Linked DNA regions of Homo sapiens: region 1 is linked to region 2. A link is an interaction called in ENCODE POLR2A ChIA-PET data of the cell type or tissue named here. Cell type or tissue: HepG2. All regions are shown on one strand. Each heading gives the region's core, and the rest is flanking DNA. Links, peaks and the distances in the headings are about the cores only.

What was found. Peaks named below come from ENCODE experiments on the same cell type or tissue, not always from the same donor. Only the 100,000 strongest peaks of a DNase experiment are listed, where the experiment ranks them.
Region 1: POLR2A ChIA-PET joins it to region 2 with 7 read pairs; 8 of 35 experiments call an interaction of 5 or more read pairs at or near these places.

What each region holds. Positions count from the first base shown.
Region 1 is chr15:41,065,000-41,068,999 of GRCh38, reverse strand. All of the region lies in intron 14 of INO80 (INO80 complex ATPase subunit), which reads left to right. Among named protein-coding and RNA genes, the nearest start is that of INO80, 49 kb to the left of the region's middle. In HepG2, for the core only: no CTCF peak of the experiment used is centred there; no DNase peak of the experiment used is centred there.
Region 2 is chr15:40,904,799-40,915,045 of GRCh38, reverse strand. LOC105370943 (a long non-coding RNA gene) reads right to left here and starts at 8,237. Exons shown (of 2, transcript NR_135836.1): 1 at 8,161-8,237; 2 at 5,695-6,217. RefSeq lists enhancers at 7,262-7,391, 8,581-8,875 and silencers at 7,602-7,661, 8,312-8,651, 8,581-8,875. In HepG2, for the core only: no CTCF peak of the experiment used is centred there; a DNase peak (open chromatin) is centred at 5,155; H3K4me3 peaks cover 1,421 bases.

The DNA.
Region 1 (4,000 bases), core at 1-4,000, 160 kb before region 2:
ATTTGGTTTAACATAGATTTTTGACAAATCATACCATCAGTACACATCCTATCATTTACGGCATTTCTCTTTTCATTTAAATCTATTGTAAATAATTCATTTCTTTTTTTTAATACATGTCTTGTTTTTGTTTTTGTTTTGAGATGGAGTCTCACTCTGTCGCCGAGGCTAGAGTGCAGTGGCACAATCTCGGCTCACTGCAACCTCCATCTCCCAGGTTCAAGCAATCCTCCTGCCTCAGCCTCCTGAGTAACTGGGATTACAGGTGTCTGCCACCATGCCCAGCTAATTGTTTTGTATTTTTAATAGAGAGAGGGTTTCACCATGTTGTCCAGGCTGGTCTCAAACTCTTGACCTCAGGTGATCCACATGCCTGGGCCTCCGAAAACGCAAGGATTACAGGCATGAGCCACCGCACACAGCTGTTGTTTTTTTTTTTAATCAGAGTTTCACTCTTGTTACCCAGGCTAGAGTGTAATGGTGCAAACTCTGCTCACCGCAACCTTTGCCTCCAGGGTTGAAGTGATTCTTCTGCCTCAGCCTCCCGAGTAGCTGGGATTACAGGCATGTGCCACCATGCCCGGCTAATTTTGTATTTTTAGTAGAGACGGGGTTTCTCTACTGACGATGTTGGTCAGGCTGGTCTCGAACTCCCGACCTCAGGTGATCCACCCATGTCAGCCTCCTGAAGTGCTGAGATTACAGGTGTGAGCCACTCCATCCAGCCCATTTTGCTTTTTTAGTAGAGGCAGGTCTCACTATGTTGCCCAGGCTGGTCTTGAACTCCTGGCCTCTAGTCATCCTTCTGCGTCAGCCTCCCAGAGTCCTGGGATTACAGGCACGAGCCACCAAACCCAGCCAGTTCATTTTCTTAATACTCTAAAGTCTGATCTCTAGTCTTAGTCCAGCTTATAATGTCTAAGGTAGATAATGTGAACATCGATTTAATTAATTCAGAGGAAAAGAATTCAGGTTGAAGTAGGGGGTGATCAGGGAAGTATTTGGCATCCATTGGGCAAGACATTGATTAGATTTAAACAGCTGCTTAGTTATGAAAAGTTGGAGGAATTTAAGAAAGAATGAATAGGATTTATTGTTTGCAATTTAAAAGAATTGAAAATGAGTTAAATATGTGTTCTGTCCCTAAAGGAATATGATAATGAAGTTGCACAGTTAAGATAGTATTTTGGAGATTATATATCAAAATATGTTGACATGATCTCTGTGATTTTGGGTCTCTGTAATAGTGATGGGTTTCCTGTAGTTGGAGCTTGGGATAGGGTAGAAATGTGAGGCAGGTATTTTTCTGGCTTATGCTTTGTATGGAATAGGAAATTGTCTGGGATTTCCCACTTTGAGGCAGCTTTATGGCTGTGGTCCCATTTTGTGGCTAAATTGTAGATGTAGAAACTGTATAAGGAGTGTTAGGATATATAGCTTTTAATTTGACTGACTCATTTTCATCTTGCTGAGATGATGATGAGATCATTCTAATGCAGTTTGTTGACTATTTTCTCTTAAATTGTTTGTCTTGTGGAATGGTGATCACCATCTTTTTCTGCTTTTTTTTTCATATGATGTTCAGTATATATTGAACAATGCAGATCTTGAAAAATAAAAGATCTTGGCCGGGCATGGTGGCTCATGCCTGTAATCTCAGCACTTTAGGAGGTGAGGCGGGTGGATCACAAGGTCAGGAGTTTAAGACCAGCCTGGCCAAGATGGTGAAACCCTGTCTCTACTAAAAATACAAAAATCAGCCAGGTGTTATGGCGGGCGCCTGTAATCCCAGCTACTCGGGAGGCTGAGGCAGGAAAATTGCTTGAACCCGGGGGGCAGAGTTTGCAGTGAGCCGAGATCATGCCACTGCACTCCAGCCTGGGCGACAGAGTGAGAATCCGTCTCAAAAAGAAAAAAGAAAAATAAAAGGTCTTAAAATTTTTTCACCAAACCACTTAAGTTTTCAGTAGCTCTTCCACTGCTGATAGATGGCAATGTGATATTACTAATGTCATTGATGCCTTTCCTTTGACTTTATAAGTATGCCTGAAACAGAGCTATCATTTGCATGTTGAACTTTCTTTCGATATCCTAATTTAGGATTATATACCCTGTGGGTGTTGCCACCTCTTTTGATTTTTTTTTTTTTTTTTGCTTTTTTTTTTTTTCTTAGAGACATTTTCTCCTTCTGTCTCCCAAGGTGGAGTGCTGAGACGTGATCATAGCTCACCGCAGCCCTGAACTCCACCTCAAGCCATTCTCCCACATCAGCCTCCCAAGTAGCTAGGACTACCGGCATGCAGCGCCACACCCTGCTAATTTTTTTTTTTTAATTTTATGGTGCCGTCTTGCTATGTTGCCAAGGCTGGTCTCTAACTCCTGGCCTCACACAATCATCCCACCTTGGCCTCTTAAAGTGCTGGGATTATAGGCACGAGCCACTGCAGTTGGCTTGATTTTTTTTTTCCTAGTGCCCCAATATATTTTTTATTGTGACAAAATACATAGAACATAGTATTTACCATTTTAACTATTTAAAAATGGGCTGGGCCTGGTGGGTCATGCCTGTAATCCCAGTACTTTGGGAGGCCAAGGTGGGAAGATCACTTGAGTCCAGAAGTTCAAGAACAGCCTTGCCAACGTAGACCTTGTCTCTACAAAAAATTTAAAAGTTAGTTGGATATGGTAGTGCATGCCTGCAGACCAAGCTTATAAAAAAATGGGCCGGGTGCGGTGGCTCACGCCTGTAATCCCAGCACTTCGGAAGGCTGAGGCAGGGGGGTCACCTGAGGTCGGGAGTTCTAAACCAGCCTAACCAATGTGGAGAAACCCCATCTCTACTAAAAATACAAAATTAGCTGGGCATGGTGGCACATGCCTGTAATCCCAGCTACTCGGGAGGCTGAGGCAGGAGAATCGCTTGAACCCAGGAGGCAGAGGTTGTGGTGAGCCGAGATTGTGCCTGGGCAACAAGAGCACAACTCTGTCTCAAAAAAAAAAAAAAAAAAAAAGTACAATGTAGTAGCATTAGGTGCATTCACAATCTTGTGTAACCATCACTGCTGTCTAGTTTCATAACTTTTTCATCAGCCCAAACAGAAGGCCTTTACCCACTAAGCAATCACGTTCTATTCACCTTGTGCTGTAGCCTCTGGCAACCACAAATTTGACTGCTGTGGCTGGATTTGCTTATTCTGAACACTTTGTGAATGCTGTTTCTGTCTGGCTTCTTTTACTGAGTATAAAGTTTTCAAGCTTCATCCATATTATAGCATGTGTCAGTGCTTTATTCCTTTATATGGCTGAGTAATATTCCATTGTGTATATATATATCACATTTTGTTCATCCATTCATCTGTTGATGAATATTTGGGTTGTTTCCACCTTTTGGCTGTTGTGAGTAGTACTGCTATGAACATTCCTGTGCAAGTTTTTGTTTGAACACTTTTACTGTTTTCACTTCTTTTGGGTATGTACCTATGAGTAGAATTGCTAGGTCATATGGTAATTCTACTTATTAAGGAATCTTCCACCTGTTTTTTTTGTTTTTTGTTTTTTGTTTTATGACACAGAGTCTTGCTCTGTCGCCCAGGCTGGAGTGCAGTGGCGTGATCTTGGCTCGCTGCAACCTCCGCCTCCCAGGTTCAAGCAATTTTGCCTCAGCCTCCCGAGTAGCTGGGACTACAGGGGTGTACCACCACACCCAGCTAATTTTTGTATTTTTGGTAGAGACGGAGTTTCACCATGTTAGCCAGGCTGGTCTTGAACTCCTGACCTCAGGTGATCTGCCCTCCTCTGCCTCCCAAGGTGCTAGGATTACAGGCGTGAATCACCGAGCCTGGCCTGCTACCTGTTTTTGAATGGCTGTAAACTAAGAATAGTTTTTACTTTTTAAAATTATTGATAAAAAAATAAACTTTCATAGAATGTGACATACAAAGTTGAAAGTCATACGTATTGGAACACAGCCCCACACTGCACTCTTTTTCTACCTTTTTTT
Region 2 (10,247 bases), core at 2,983-6,982:
AAGCCCTGGACCCAGATCCAGCCAGGCGAGCTGGAGCCAGGGGCAACTCTGGCCTTGGCAGGAAAGTCAGGCCTCTCTCCTCTACCGTCAGGGACCCTGCTCCTGCGAAGATTGTTATCCACGGGCCCACATGTCCAAGGATAGGGAGAGGGTCCTGGGCTTGCCTTCTCTCTAGTGGGGCAGGAAGGGCAGGCTGCCCCCCAGCTGCAGGAGAGAGGTCCCATGGCCCTTGGGAACTGATTCTTCCCAGGCCAGAATTCTGAACGGTCAAGCAGCCCTGTGGGACCAGGATGGCAGAACATGAGTAAAGACACCTAGGAAGGGTGGGAGCACACGCGAGACCCAGCTCCACTAGATGGTGTGACTTTGGGCAATTCCCCAAACCTCTCTGTGCCGTGGGCGCCCCCTGCCCGCCACCATGGACAAATTGATGCCTGCCTCACCTACCTAAACAGCCATGTGGTGAGGATGTAGACGAGAGAAAGATTCTAATTCAATGTCAGGGGTTCTTATGACTCCGTCAGAAGGGTTAATGCAGGTGTCTCAGTACCTATGTGACACAAGTGGGGCCTCCAAGACGAGCAGACCAGAAAGCAGAGGCCATCACCGGGCAGGTTCTGTTAGAATGACACACTCTGGGCCAGCACGTGCATGCACACATACACATGTGCACACACACACTCTCTCTCACACACACTCTCACACACACACACAGTCACACTCAGTCACACACAGTCACACACTCACAGTCGCACACACACTCACACAGTCACACACACTCACAGTCACACACACACACTCACGCAGTCACACACAGTCGTACACTCACACACAGTCACACTCACACAGTCGCGCACACACACACACAGTCACACACAGTCACACACACACAGTCGCACACACAGTCGCACACTCACAGTCACACACACACGCACACACACTCACACACACACACACAGGCTGGGTGTTCTTCCTCGATAAACTCTCACTTTCTACGTTGGGTGCTGCGGTCCTAGGATGGGACAGGCTGCCTGGGCCTTTGGGGTAGGAACTGGCAGCACAACCACCACAGCAACAGGGCCTTGCCTAAGATGACCAAGTTTCTTTTCAAGTTAACAACAACAAATAGAACGGCTTCAGATGTGGGTTACTCGATTGTGGTTGGCAATGGATTAAGAAAATCATTTGCCCCCTCAGGCCCTGGATCCTCTTGTAGGGTGATGGTCTGCTCCGAGAGGCTCTCCTGCCTTCCTCTATCTACACAGTGGGCTCCACAGTGGCCTATATGGGGCCAGTGAGGCATTTGTTGGGGGGATGGGAGGAAATATGATTTCTATTTTGATTTATTTTTTAATTAAAAAACAATTTGGGAGGCTGAGGCAGGTGGAACACCTGAGTTCAGAAGTTTGAGACCAGCCTGCCCAGCCTGGCCAACATGGTGAAACCCAGTCTCTACTAAAAATACAAAAAATTAGCTGGGTGTGGTGGCGGGCGCCTGTAATCTCAGCTACTCGGGAGGCTGAGGCAGGAGAAACGCTTGAACCTGGGAGGCGGAGGTTGCAGTGAGCTGAGACTGCCCCACTGCACTCCAGCCTGGGCAACAAGAGCAAAATTCCATCTCCAAAAAATATATAAATAAATAAAATATTTAATAATAAATAATGTTTTAAAATAAATAATATTTAATATGTGTTTTGACTGTAGTGTATAATCTATGCATAAATATTCACAATCAAAAAAGTTTGGGAGGCCAGACACAGTGGCTCGCGCCTGTAATCTCAGCAATTTGGGAGGCCAAGGCAGGAGAATCTCTTGAGGCCCCAAGTTCAAGACCAGCCTGGGCAACATAGTGAGACCCCCATCTGTTTAAAAAAAAAAAAAAAGTCTGGAGACCACCATCCTGGAAGATCAGTGAGGGCTTTACATCCTATTGGAAGCCAGTTTCAGGCTGGGTGCTGGGGTAGGGGAAGGGAGTGTGGAGGAGGGGCTGGTGCGCTCCAGGTACAGGACCACGCAGCAGTCTGGATATTCCTGGCCACCACTGGTCCCCACGGCCTCCTTCTCCCTGTTCCCCCTTTAGGCCTGCGTAAGTCTCAGGGGTTCTAGGACCCTAGCTGCCAAGCTCCCTGCAAGGGAGAGAGTGGTCCTGGGTGACCGACACACTCCCCTGCCCCTCAGGCTGGCTGATGTGTGGCTCAGTGAGGCTAGGGTCCTTGTAGCTGCCCTGCATTCCATGTCATCCCCAGGAGAAAAGTCCCTGGCGGGAGGCGGCCCTCTGCCGGGAGGCTGTTTCCTCAAGCAGCCAAGGTAAGAAGTGGGGGATTTCCAGCCCAACCCGTGGGGCTGACTTCAGTACTGGGGGCTCCTCTCCTTTCTCATGCAGCCAGGCTGGGGTGAGCACACAAACGCTGGAGTTAGACCTGGTTGTGGGCAAGAGCATGTGGGGGCAGTGGAGTTAGCTAGGCCTGAAAGCCTGCAGCTGCCACGCCCTGCTCAAGAGAACCCCAGGGCTGTACCTGCAACCAACAGAGACCCAGCCCTGGAAGACCCCAACAGGCATCTCAGGGAGGGGACAGGGGTCTGGAAATCCAGCACCATACTTACTCATGGGCTTGTGGGGAATGACTCAAATTGATGAATGCCCCTGCTTAACCCCAGGTTCTGCCCCAGGGCTGCTGGGCGGGCCTGGTGGTAAGCGAAATGGCAGGTCTAAATCTCATCTCACAAGGCAGCATTAATTAGCCAGCACTTCCAAGGATGCTGGAGAGTCAAGGGAGCCAAGTTGGACCCATCAGGAGCTGGGAGCCAGAAGCCCCACATCCCAGACCATCTTGCCCTGAAAGCTTGGCCCACAGGAAAGGGGAGCTATCCCATACAGCATTCCCTCTATCCCTGCACTGCGCTCCGCTGGGCAGGGAGGGTGGGTGCAATCCTGGAGGCCAAATGGAGGAAGAGGGAGGAAGCCATAGTGCCCTGGTGATGGTGGCACACATGGACGTCCCAGCTCAGGCCTGTGGAAGGGCTTAGGAAACAGACTTTTCCTCTGCTCTTATTGAGTCTCCTGTGCCTCAGATACGCTTGTGAATTTTCATTTCATTACCCAGCTCATATGTTTGCTGAGTACACATGTATGTGCAGGCCTGTGTGATTGAGACATGCCAGGTCAAGGAACAGGCAGGAATTTATGCAAGGTTGCTGAGCAGAAGGAGAGGACCTGAAAAGTGAAATAATAGTCCAGCCACCACCATTGTAGGCTAGCAATGTGTCAAGACCTGAGCCAGGGGTTTTACATGCATTATTACCAATCTGCCCAGCAGCCAACCCTCTGAGGGAGGTATTATTATCTCCATTTTATAAATCGATAAATTGAATGAAGCTTAGAGAAGTTAAGTGACCAGCCTGAGGTCATGCGGTGAGCAAATCTAGGCCAGGATTTGAACCCGGTCAGTCTAAGGCCAAGCCAGAGATGTCTCCACCCAACTCTCTTGGTGTGGTCCTCCTCCATTACGCCCCATCTGTTCCTTGTCTCTGAGGCCCTGGCTGCCCTGGTCTGAGGTAACAGTTCCCTCCCCTCCTCCTCTCCCCTCCCGGCCAGGCAAGGTGGAAACACAGAGTTTGTTTGAGGCCTTGTGGAGCCCGAGAAGCAGTGAGCAGACCTTCACACCAGTCCAGGCCGGGTTCAAAGAGGGTCTGGCTGGCCCTGGGTGTGGGGGGGATCAGCTAGGGCTGAGCTGGGGCAGCTGTTTACAGTAAACAGAAAGCTCTTGAGGAAGGAAGGAGGGGAGGGGCTGGGGTCGTCATGGAGACAGGGACGAGCAGACAGGCCTCAGCCTTGATCCACAATGACTGGTAACGCATCCTTGCCTTCCAGAGCAGAGGAGGCCCAGGGAAGGTTGGGACAAGTCAGCCGGAGCAGGAGAGGCAGGGGCAGACAGGTCTGGCCCGGGGCAGACTCGCTAAGAACACACTCCCACCTCTTTGTGCCTTTCTACTTATTATTAACAATCACAACGCCTGCTTCTTGAGTTCTCACAGTACGTCTGGTGCGAGGCCCTTGAGAATATGTTTTCTTATTTAATCCCAACAATAGCCAGGTGGTAGGTACGATAATAGTCTCTAATTTATAGATGAGGAAATTGAGGTTCAGAAAGGTTAAGCAATTTGTCAAGGTCAAACAGCTTGTAAGTGACATAGCAGAAATTCCAGATCAAAAACTCTTTCCACCAAGGCGGGTAGGAGATGAGCTAGCTGGTGAAACTCTGAGCCCCTCAGATGGTGGGGAAACTGAGTCCCTTAGGTGTTAAGGGGACTTTCCCAGGCTTCTGGTGTTAGTCAAAGAGATTGCCGGGAACAGAACCCATCTGTTCTAGCCCTAACCACTAGACCACACGGCTTCTCCATGGCTTCAGCTGGGAAGGTCCAAAGAGAAACTCCCTTTCTAGCCCCAGTGTGGAGTGTAGACTCTTCCCCAGCTAACACGGTTATCCCTGCGGAGGCCAGGCTGGGCCAGGGTGCAGTGGGGGATGCTGGGGGGTTTCTGCCCACACATATGGTTTCCAGATTCCAGGGGATGAAAAGGAGGCCCTTAGGGGCGGAAATGGGGGATGTGTGATGACAAATTTAGACTGATTGCTTAAAAAAAAAAAAAGAAGCCAAGAAACCCTATAAAATAAAAGCAGAAATTCCACTAGAAAACCAGAGGGAGTTATTTGATTGTGAAACTGAGTGCCACGAGGCGTGCATAGTTTAATGTGGAACAATATCTAGGGTTCTTCCAACTTTGACTGTTCAGAGGATGCCGGGGAGGGAAGGAGGCTCTGTCTGCTGTTCCTGCTTCACCTGCTGGGGCCTGGGACAGGGAGCTAGTCGGGAAGGACACCTGGGAGGATGTCTGGAGTCGGGGCACTTGCAAGCGTCCTGCCGGCTGTGGCCAAGGATCCACACTGGCTCACATGGAGAGCGGCCCAGTGGAGGCTCCAGCTGGTCCGCACTGAGAGCATGGGGAAGGATGAGCTGGAAGCTGGGGGTTTGGGGTATCTCTGAGTTCCAGCCTTAGAGGGAAAGACCAGGAACAAAAGGTAAAAGAGAGAACATCTGCCTGGTATTCTGGTCGGCAGCAGGCCCAAGGGGTCAAAGGTCAAGGGGAGGACAAGGGGGACTTCCTGAAGCTCCCGGGAGAGTGCCAGCCAGGCCGACTGTTGTGCAAGTTCTGGGCTGGCCTGCGAGGGCAGGCTGGCAGAGGAGTCATGCCTGATCAGCGGCCAGCATGGTGTCTGCCCAGCCCTCTTGGCCTGTCCTATGAGACTCCTGGAGCTGGAGTAGTGCCCTGTCTCCTTTCCTTCAGGGAACCAGGACCCCCATCCCAAGGAAGCACTCTTGTCCCACCTGTGGCCATATTCTACATGCCTGTGGGCTTCCTCTCATTCTCATCCTGAACCTCTTTTCCTTAGAATCGCCATTGTTCAAGAAACCAGAAAAACCTACTCAAGCAAGCTTCTTTCTTCCAATTCCACTCTGATATCTGAAGAAGTCAGAGGGCCTTGTGAGGGATGAGCTGGGACAGGTCTCAGGGTCCTACGCCTACAGAAAGGAGGTGCAGAGTAAAAGGGAAGAGGGGCAAGTGCCCAGGGCTGCTTGGGCGCCAGGCCCTGGGCTACCTTGACAGATGGGCGGCACCGCTCTCATTTCAGCCTCACAAGAGCCTTTCCAGGTCTGTAACAGTTATTCACATTTTACAGGAGAAGAAATTGAGTTTCCAAGGGCTTGATTAGCCTGATGCTGGTAATGGCAGAGCAGAGACTTGCACTTGCTCTTTACAGATTATGTCCTTGTTCCTCGGTTCAACCCATTTTGGCTGGAGATGGAAAATGAGTATAAAGAAGGACCTAGGATGGTGCCCTGCTCACGACCAGCATGGGAACACAGTTAATCAAGGCTGAATCTCACGGACAGGGGCAGGATCCAGGATGGAGCCTCCTGTTAGCTACCAATTTGTCTTCTGCAATTCAGCAGCTGTAAAGTCAGGAGGTGGGATCAGCAGCACAATGTCTTTCAAACTCGGTTCCTGGGCATCCTGGCATCTTATGGATATCGTGATAGGGGGCCGGGCACAGTGGCTCATGCCTGTAATCCGGACACCCTAGGAGGCTGAGGTGGGAGGACTGCTTGAAGTCAGGAGTTCAAGACCAGCCTTGGCAACCTAGCAAGACCCCCGTCACTACAAAAAATAGAAATAAAAATTAGCCAGGTGTGGTGTCTGTAGTCCTTGCTACTCAGGAGCCTGGGGTGGGAGGATCACTTGAGATCAGGAATTAAAGGCTGCAGTGAGCTATGATGGCGCCACTGCACTCCAGCCTAGGCAATAGAACAAGGTGTTGTTTCTATTAAAAAAAAAAAAAAAAAACAGAGAGAGAGACATTGAGATAGGAGTGGAGAACAGGCTGAGTGAACAGGAGTGTGGGTCCCTCCAGCCCAGTTTCCATCGGAGAATCTCAGCATACCAATTTCAAGTACTGGACATTCATGAATGTTTTTATTTGAACAAGGCTTCCACAGCACTTTATAGTCTCTATCTGAGGTCTCTGCAGCTCTGGCCTGCTGGGAGTTGTGAACGGTTTAGGTCCTGGCCTGGGAAGAGAAACCAGAGGACCTGGTAAAGGAAGTAGGGTTCACCTTCTAGCCCTGTGGAGATGCCGCGAGGGAACAGGTCAAGGGTCAGAGCTGGGAGATCATGCCATGGAGGGAAGGTGAGCTGCAGCCACCTGCCTCTGCACCTGGCAAACACAAACAGACCTTTGGCCACAGCAGCCTGGGAACCAGAAGCAGCAGCCACCTTCCGGGGGGCCAGACCAGTGCCCCTTTCCCTTTTCTCTGCCCAAGCTTATTCTCAGTGGACATGGGTTGCTGGCCACCAAACTAAGGCCGCGCAGCCTCTCCTGACCTCACGGTATGGTTTCTGACTGCTCAGTAAGGGCTGGTTCAAGGTGAAAGCTGAGCCACGGTAAAGCTGCTCAGGGAGAGGAAAGCACCCAATTACTGGGCATTCAGAGAGTGGGGCCAATCCCCTTGAAATGACAACCCTATTTTGTGACCCTTTTATTGGCCATCCTGGACCAAAGTTTGCCCCTCTGCCTCAGTTTTCCTTTTGGGAATCCAGGCATGAGAATGGTGGCCCTCTCCTGGTGGCTTCAGCACGTATGGCTCCCTGAATATCATCTCCATGCTCCAGGTGGAGGAGAAAGCTGAGGGCTCCAGCTGCCCAAGCACCAGAACTTTCTAGCATCCTCCTATCCCAGTGCCCGCCCCAGGCCTGCCTCTGACCACCATTCACCCTCAACCTGCTGCAGGGCCCAGCCTCACCCCACATAAGCAAAGCTGCCAGCAGCGTCCTTTGTGGTGCTGCTCCCGTGTGGCACTGCCTAGGGGCCCCACCATGGGGCAACAGATGGACCTATGGTCTCTCCAGAACAATGGTGGGGGAGGGGCCCTGGCATCGCCCGCCCCAAACAGGAAGCGCTGCATGAGCTTCAAAGGGCTGGCAGGGCCAAGGGGCTGAGTGGGGGAGCCAGTGCCAGGACTGGCGGCTGCCTGAAGAGATGCCTGCCAGCCTCGGGATGCCCAGCCTGGTGGTGGAGGTGGGGCTGTGGTGGCCAGGGCAGCTGGCTCTTGAGCAGAAGATGTCTGGCACCCTGAGGACAGCAGCCTGTAACCTGGGAGCAGGTTAAGGAAAGAGGGCATGGAGTTTGCTGTTTCCCGGTTCAACTGCCACTCGCCAGCGGGGCTGCAGGTTCTTTCCCAGGCCGCGGTTGGCCTGGCCCTCCGGCAAGTAAGCATGAGGGGCAGGGCTGGCACCAAGCCCGCCGCCCACTCCCTGCCTCCTGCTCCCAGCTGCTCCGCTCAGAGCCTTTTCCTCTCCACTTCCTGTTCACACAGGGGGGGGCGGGAAGTGGAGGGAGGAAGTTGGGGGGAGGCGTGTAGGGGGGACCCATTGAATAAAAGGAATTAACCGTTTCCCTCCTCTGACCTCTGGGAATTTCCGCCTGTGAAAGTGTCTCGAAGAATCAGTAGGGCTGGGGGAGTGGAGGGGAACTGCGCCCCCTCTTGGTCCCCTTCCCCCACCCGGTGGCGGTGGGGCCAGATAACTCCCTCTGGGCCCCTAACCTTTGTTTCCCTGGCGCCAGGGGGCAGCGCCAAGTGCGGCCTGGAGCCTGATGGCCTCGAGCCCCCTCCCAACCTTTGGGGTGGGTGCCAGGCACCAGCCTGCGACCCGAGCCTTTGGGGGAGGGGCAGGAACTAGAACTGGTGGTCTCGGGGGAATGAGCTCACATCCGAGCTGGCCACGCTGAGCCCTGTGCCCTCTCCAGGGCTGGTGCCCTTGGCCAGTCGGCCGCGGTGACAGGAGAAGGGAGGGAGAGGCCGGGCAGGCAGGGCCTGGGACTCTGGGCCGGCACACCCTCCGGCGGCCACACCCCCAGGAGCCAGGGTAGGGAGCGGTGGGCTCGGGAAGCCGGTAGACGGCGCCCCCTAGTGCCCACTGCAGACTCGGCGGGGCGGCCCCCAGGGCCCTCTCCAGGGCGGGCCTCAGGAAGCACCTGCTCCCCAGGACCAGTGGCCGCCCTGCGTCTCCCCCAGGTGGCTTCCTTGTTTACAGGCCTCCTGCCCTGGTCCCAGCGTCACTGCCTGTGGCCACTCCTTCTATTTCCAGTGACCGCTCCAGGAGTAGCTCATTCATCTTGGCCCCTGCCCACGCAGCTGCTCCCCCACCCCACCCCCCTCTGGCCCTCCAGGCTTAGGGCCAAAGCCCTGAGGGCCTCCGCTCTGCTCTCCATTCCATGTCTTGCTTGGCTTCCAGGGATCTAAGAGCTGTGGCTTCCCGTTGCCCTGACTCACCGGAACCCTATTCTGTCCCTGCCAGGGAAGCCTGGGGCCTTTTCCCAGGAAAGAGGAAGCAGCCTAGGACCAGATGGGCTGGCTTAGGAGAAGACAGAAGGGGCAGGGGTGTCCCAAGCTGCTTTAGCCAAGCCCTCTGGGAGCAGGGAGCAATAGGGCAGTGTTTGTTTAACTAACAAGTATTAGGCACCCATTATGTGCAAAGACAGAGGCCCCAGTCTGTTTTCTCTAAGAAAGTGACCCCTTCAGAGGTAGGCTAAAGCTTTATACTCACTGTCAGGGGACAAAGACCCTGAGCCCTCAGATGACTATGGTAGGTGTAAGGGGAGCCTAGGCCACATGGGGAGAAGGAAGCAGGAGCCCTCCAAACCTCCTGGGACAGTGCGAAGAACAGAATTAGGATGCCCTCTACTCAATGGGACCCCTCCCCCACATCTGCTCCCACTTCTGCTTCTGGAGGAAGACGGGAGTCTGAGGGGTCATCAAAAATGGGCAGCTTCCAGCCCTCTCAGCTAACAGAGTCCATGAAGAGATCCTCTTGTTTTAGTGGTTAGGGAATTCTGCAGCAAAGTTCAACCTGTATTGCCAGAGATAAAATTCTTTAAAAAAAAAAGGCGGAGGGGTTCTAGCTGGGCACAGTGGCTCATGCCTGTAATCCTAGCACTTTGGGAGGCTGAGGCAGGCGGATCACTTGAGGTCAGGAGTTCGAGACCAGCCTGGCCAACATGGTGAAACCCCGTCTCTACTAAAAATAAAAAAAGTAGCCAGGCGTGGTGATGTGCACCTGTAATCCCAGCTGCTAGGGAGGCTGCGGCAGGAGAATCCTTGAACCCGGAAGGCGGAGGTTGCAGTGAGCCAAGATTGTACCACTGCACTCCAGCCTGGTGACAGAGCAAGACGCCATCTCAAAAAAAAAAAAGAGGGTTCTTGCTCTGTCACCCAGGTGAAGTGCAGTGGCACAATCATAATTCACTGCAGCTTCCATCTCTTGGGCTCAAGCCATCCTCCTTCCTCAGACTCCCAAGTAGCTAAGACTACAAGTGTGAGACCCCATGCCTGGCTAGGAAGAGGATTAGACTGGAGGGGAAAGCAGCCTGCAGTGGCCAGCGAGGTTGGCCTGACTGCAGGAACTGTCTTGCCAGCTGACAGATCACACCCAGAGAGCTGGGCAGTGCACTGTGAACACCGGTCCATGGGGCAAAGGGTGCTCTGCTGATGTCACGGGGAGACCCCATTCCAGGACTCCCTAGGATTTAGCCACAACTAAAGATGTGTAATTTGTGGGGAGGAGCAGGTCACAGGAGCAAGATGAGAAAACATGTCTGCCAAATGCCATGGATACAGGCCACAGCAGTCTC